Linked DNA regions of Homo sapiens: region 1 is linked to region 2. Evidence: read pairs that join two places in POLR2A ChIA-PET (ENCODE). Cell type or tissue: CD4-positive, alpha-beta T cell. All regions are shown on one strand. Links, peaks and the distances in the headings refer to the core of each region. The heading gives the core; the rest is flanking DNA.

Region 1 (2,906 bases), core at 314-2,813, 200 kb before region 2:
GGGTATGGGAAAAGAGGTAGCAAAGAGACTTGTGTGTGACTTACGCATCAGTGAAGTTCCTGAGACTGCAAAGCAGAGAAGTCCACTGGGCTGCTGGACAGGTGGATGTGGGGCCCTGAAGTGCAGTCAGGGCTACAGATGGAATGCTGGGGTCTGGGGGCAGGTATGCAAATCTTGACAGTGGATGAGACTAATGGCGAAGAGGACAGAGTGCTTCCATGCCTTCGGGATCTTTCAAATGATGGAGCAAGGCTCTGCGCTCACAGCTGCAAGGCGCTAAGGGACCTGAGACTCTGTCCCTGCCATCAAAGACCTTGTGGTCAGGAAAAGATGTCCCAAATGGTTACAGCTCATGGCAGGAACAGGGGAGAAGCAACTTCTGGGTAGCGAGATGAGTGTTGTTAAAAAATAAATAAGGACCCACAGGCATTCTAAGTAGGGAGGCAGAGTGTGGCAAGCAAGGGGGAACATCTGTGAAGATTTCTGGGAAGAGGCGGCATTCAAGATGTTCCTTGAAGGATAGATAGGATTTCCGGAGCTGGAGAGGAGAAGCTAGGGCAAGAGGCCCGTTCTGGGCAACAGCAAGGTCATGGGGCAGGTCAGAGCAGAACACAGTGTCCTGGGGCAGTGGGAGAAGTGGGAAACAAGGAAGGCTCTGGCCCGCAGCTGGGGCTGGGGGGCCTCCAGCGGCAGCTGTCTGCAGGCCTGGGGCCCCATCCTGCTCAGCCTTATCCCTCCCTCAGCTCCTTCTCAGGGCTTTGCGTTTAGTAAGCCCTCAGCAGGTGCAGGCCAAACTGGCCCCCACTTGTGCCAGGCAGGGCCCCCTCCTGTCCCCAACCCCATCTGGAGGGGACAACAAACAGGAAATCATGAGGCCCAGTGCCAGGTGGACACTGGCTCCCAGTATAGAGTGGCACCATCCCCCAAGACAGTACCCAGCTCTACCCTGCCCCTCACTATCACAGCCTTGCTGGGTACGTGAAACTCACCAAGGGCCTCAGCAGGAAGCAGGCGACCGTGGCCTAACGGCAACTCGCCCAGCCAAGGAGAGATTAGAAGTTTTGCTCTATTTTTTTATTTTTATTTATTTATTTGAGACAGAGTCTCGTTCTGTCACCCAGGCTAGAGTGCAGTGGTGTGATCTCAGCCCACTGCAGCCTCCACCTCCCGGATTCAAGCAATTCTCATGCCTCAGCCTCCCAAGTAGCTGGGATTACAGGTGTGCACCAGCATGCCCAGCTAATTTTGGTATATTCTGTAGAGATGGGGTTTCGCTATTTCGCTATCTTGCCAAGGCTGGTCTTGAACTCCTGAGCTCAAGCAATCCTCCCACCTCGGCCTCCCAAAGTGCTGGGATTACAGGCATGAGCCACCGTGCCCACGCTTTTTTTTTTTTTTTTTTTTTGAGTCCAAGTCTTGCTCTGTTACCCGGGCTGGAGTGCAATGGCGCGATCTCGGCTCACTACAACCTCCACCTCCGGGTTCAAGTGATTCTCCTGCCTCAGCCTCCCGAGTAGCTGGGATTATAGGTGTGAGCCACCGTGCCCAGCCAGAAGTCTTGCTTTAAGGAGGAGGAAACAGATTTGGAGAGAGCTTGGGTGACCTGCCCAAGGCCACACAGGAAGAACTGTCCTTTAAGACTCCTGCCCATGGAAGGCCCTTGGTCTGTGGGCTGGTTGAGGTTTCCAGCAACCCAGAAGTCAAAATGGGGAGGGGAGCACCTCTATTTCTGACAGCCAAAGGTTGAGTGGCCTCCAGTCAACCCTGGGAGGCCCAATCCCTCGCTGTGCCCCAACTCCACAGAGGAGGAGGAGGAAGAAGGCACTGCCCCAAAATGACTTAGAGATGGAAACCACTTCCTCTTCCCACAGACACTACTCCCTCAAAGGGCAGGCAGGCCTGCACTGGTACAGCCCCATAAGCAACACATCCCTTGGCATGGGGTAGACACAATACCTCGGCCCTGACCCACCTAAAAGGAAGACGGGCTTCCTTCCCTGAGTTCCCTCCCCGCGTCTATGCTGGGATCTTGTCCAGAGGGAACCTGTGCATTATCCTTGCTGGGAGATAAAAGGTGAGGGACCCCATTTTCATTAAAAACTCCATGTCATGTTCTTTTGTCTGACTCTACATTTCGGACTCCAAGAAAGGCATTGCTAGGCAGCACTCCCTCCACCTGGGCTGTCCCTCTGCCTGGGCTGTCCCTCCGCCTGGGCTGTCCCTCCTATTGTCCAGGGAAAGAGTGGGAAGCAGGGAAGGAGGCAGTATGCACAGACTGCAACAGCGAGGAAGTGGCAGAGGATAGGAAGAAGGGAAGGACACAACCTCCTCCTTTCTGCCTTCTGCTGGGGCTCACCCAGACCCTCGGGCATTCCCCAGTCTCTAGGCACACGAAGCAAACATGCAGCCACCCTTTTGGGGCTCCCATCCCCGGCTCCTCTGTTGATGGCTTGCAACTTCTTTGCCTCCATCCACAAATTGAAACAAATTAAGAATAAGAACTGTGGCTTTTACATTCTGTTCCTTCAGTGTCTGGAGATCGGGGGGAGGGTGCCCGCTGAGTTCTGCAAACTCCCGTGGGCTACAGCGGGCAGATTTGGGGGTGGGGATGGTGTGAACAGATTGTATCCACAGCTTCCAGGACAGGATGGAGATCTGGCCCAGGCCCCTTATCTTTCTTTCTCTCCAGCCTTCAGGATCCAAAACAGAGAGGAGGGGGTATGGCTTGGGCCTTCCCTACACCCCCTACCGGGGAAAGGTAGGTTCTAAGGCAGAGAAAGGGCCTCTACAGTGGGGAAGGGGGTTTCAGTCAGCACTAAGCCCCACCCCCCACACTTCCCACACCCAAGAGTGTGCCCCACAATCCACTCTCAAAGCTGCCTATGTAGATGGTGGAAAACAGCCCA
Region 2 (2,898 bases), core at 399-2,898:
CAGAAATGGTATCAAAAGTTATGAATTACAACACAGACAACAATATGAAATGGGCATAAAACAAAGCTGAAGTAGACAGACAAGCAATTTTTTTTAATTTATTAACACTAGCTTAAACTTTGTTAAAGAAAAACAAACAACTATGTTTTAGGAGAACTGCAGGGCCTTCAGTTGAAGATTGAATTCACAGTGTTGTATCCCATGTAGGGAAAAATAAGACTAATTTTCCCCCCACACTCTAACACACTGTAATTTTGCACTTGGAACTTTGCTAATCTACTGTCCAACCTCCTTCTCAACAAAGTCAAATCAAAGGAGAATTAACCTAGAAGAGGGGACAATAAAATAAGAGGTCCTCAGGGAGAGGGAGAACCAAGGAAATAGAATCTACTTAAATCTGGCCAGATAGCACCTCGTGGATTCTTCTCAGTCTACTTCAAGTCAGAAACTGGGGAGTCCCCTGGGTAGGGCACAAACACAATGGTTAAATTTGCTAACTCATACCCAAAATTAGGAACCCGACACATGCTGAAATCAAGAAGAAACTGAGGGATCAAAGAACAAAGTCAAGAGACACTGATTGGGTCTTTTTTCTTTTTGGACACGTTACGAAGAAATATCACATAGGTAAGAGTAAGAAAACTGAACAGCCTGCCACATTAAAATGATGGAGAACAAAGAAAATCTGGCCCAGTTTTTCTAGAAATCTCCTCCTTAAGGTGTGAGATGAGAGCCCCTAGTGGAATTAAGTCCTATTTCTCTCTACATCCTTGCTGCAATGAAGTTTACAGCAGGTTCCCTTATAGAGAGCCCACTCTCCTAAGCAGATGGAGTTACAAATGAAAACCCATAGCCACACACACACACACACACACACAAAAGGAGAAATAAGAGCAGCAAGATCATCCAAGAATACTACATGTGCTGCCAGAATAATTCCTTTAAAAGTCAAATCCAGGAAGCACAGATCAACATCTCACAAAAAACTTTAGCAGTGGGAGGCCCCTGAGGAACTTTTCTTCTCTTCCCACAATGGTATCCCATTCTCTCTTCGTGCTCCACTGATGGGCCAGCCACACACCCTACATACCTTGGCTTCTCCTCTAAAAGTGCTAATAATCTGGGGACATATTCTCTTTAAGGATAAAAGCCCCTACCTTCTAGGAGATTAGACCCCTACTTGTTTTCACACAATAGTCCTGAAGACTAAAGAAAGGCAATTCCTATATATTTGAGACCAGAGGTCTTGGCTCTATTTTCCTTTCAGATAGTTAATAGGGATCTTACACTGAGACCAAAGTGGCCTGGGAGTGCTATCCTGATATTTTAACAAAACGGGAGGGGAGAGGACCAAGATGGTACACATACAAATTATTTTTACAAAGTGAATGGAGAAGCTCATTAGGTACATCTGTTTGTTTCAAGATGTAGACATTTGCCAGCCAAAGGAAGCACCTATTTCCACACTCTCCCCCTACCCTCCCTAAGTCTCTATCCCACCACCAAGAGTTCTGCTAAAAGGATGAAGCCCAATGAAGGAATACTTGAGAAGTGATGTGATACAAGGACATTTATACAGGTTTTGGCATGCCATCCCAAATACTAAGTGCTTTTGTTTACAGCTGTAACTTGTTCTGAAACTAACCATCCCCACTTTCTTTTCCAAAGATTTTGGTTTTTGAGCAGTAAAGAAATTGTTATCCATTAACTGAAAAAATAATCACAGCCAAACATCCCTTCCCACATGACTGTATCACAGAATAGTTTCAAATGAACAACTATCTTTTCAGACAGTTATCTACCAACTCTCCGATGTCTTTTCTACTCTGTGAAGATGGCTTGCTTCATCGCTTCACTTGTCATTCCTCTTCTGGTCCTAAAGCTCATGGTGAGGTTGTTTGTTTTATTTTAGGGTTAAAAATCACTATACCCACTATAAGGAGGGTGTACCAGGGTGAGAAGAGTGCCATGCAGGCACAGCTCTAAAGGAAGGGGCTGCTTCATCTTCCACATGTCTAATGAAGAGAGCCCTTTTACCCCTTTAACATAGGCAAATGTATAGAAACAGACCCCTGAAACTTCTGAATCTGCCATCCTATAGCTTTAGCTTGAGAGCCCATTTCCCAAAAAAGGGAAAAGAAATCCCAATCACCCTCCATAACTCACAATTAGCCGAATGAAAGAGTTTTTGTGAAATCAGAGTAATGAAAACAAAGTCAAGGAAGTATGAAAGGGTATTATCAGCGAGTGATAACATATGTGAGGACAAAGGTCACATATACAGGTCTCTGCCACTCTCGGGAATGGCATGCTACAACTATCTGAAGACAGGGTTCTTGCCAGCACAGCTATTTCCTACACGTCCGGTGAGGTGTTTGCTTCTTCTGGATCTCCAATCTGCATCGGCTACGCTCATCCAACCAGGGTAGCTCAAAATTCCTGGCAAAAAAGGATGAGGAAATCAACTTGCAAGACTAGAAGGGATTCAGTGTGGACATGATAGCAACTACAAAAAAGTCACTATGTCCCTTACCACTCCTATCCCTGACTAGTTTGGAGTGTCTTTCCTGCCTCAAAGCCAGAGCAACTGTGTACCATTAAAGTGATGGAATCATCTATTTCTAACTCAAAAAGCAATACTCCTAATTATTGGCTTGGGAATCTTATTACAAAAGCTAGTTGCCCAGGTAGCCTCATTTCTGTCAAAGACCCATGGCTATCCCTAAGCCACCTGGTTCCACCTCATATCTAGGCTTCCATGAAGTCTGAAAAGGATGTGCAGGTTACCTGGAAGGGGAGAAAAAAAATGTATACTTACTGTGGAGTTAATTTTGGTAATGGTCGTCCAAATGCTACAACAGGCAAGAAGGGGGTAATCATCAAACTTTCAACTATGGG

What was found. Peaks named below come from ENCODE experiments on the same cell type or tissue, not always from the same donor. Only the 100,000 strongest peaks of a DNase experiment are listed, where the experiment ranks them.
Region 1: POLR2A ChIA-PET joins it to region 2 with 9 read pairs; 5 of 35 experiments call an interaction of 5 or more read pairs at or near these places.

The regions. Positions count from the first base shown.
Region 1 is chr17:40,337,206-40,340,111 of GRCh38, reverse strand. All of the region lies in intron 2 of RARA (retinoic acid receptor alpha), which reads right to left. Among named protein-coding and RNA genes, the nearest start is that of RARA-AS1, 4.5 kb to the left of the region's middle. In CD4-positive, alpha-beta T cell, for the core only: no CTCF peak of the experiment used is centred there; a DNase peak (open chromatin) is centred at 1,851; H3K27ac peaks cover 1,258 bases.
Region 2 is chr17:40,133,820-40,136,717 of GRCh38, reverse strand. It overlaps MSL1 (MSL complex subunit 1), which reads right to left. Exons shown (of 9, transcript NM_001365919.1): 8 at 2,819-2,891; 9 at 1-2,439. The coding sequence ends at 2,349. Among named protein-coding and RNA genes, the nearest start is that of CASC3, 5.3 kb to the left of the region's middle. In CD4-positive, alpha-beta T cell, for the core only: no CTCF peak of the experiment used is centred there; no DNase peak of the experiment used is centred there.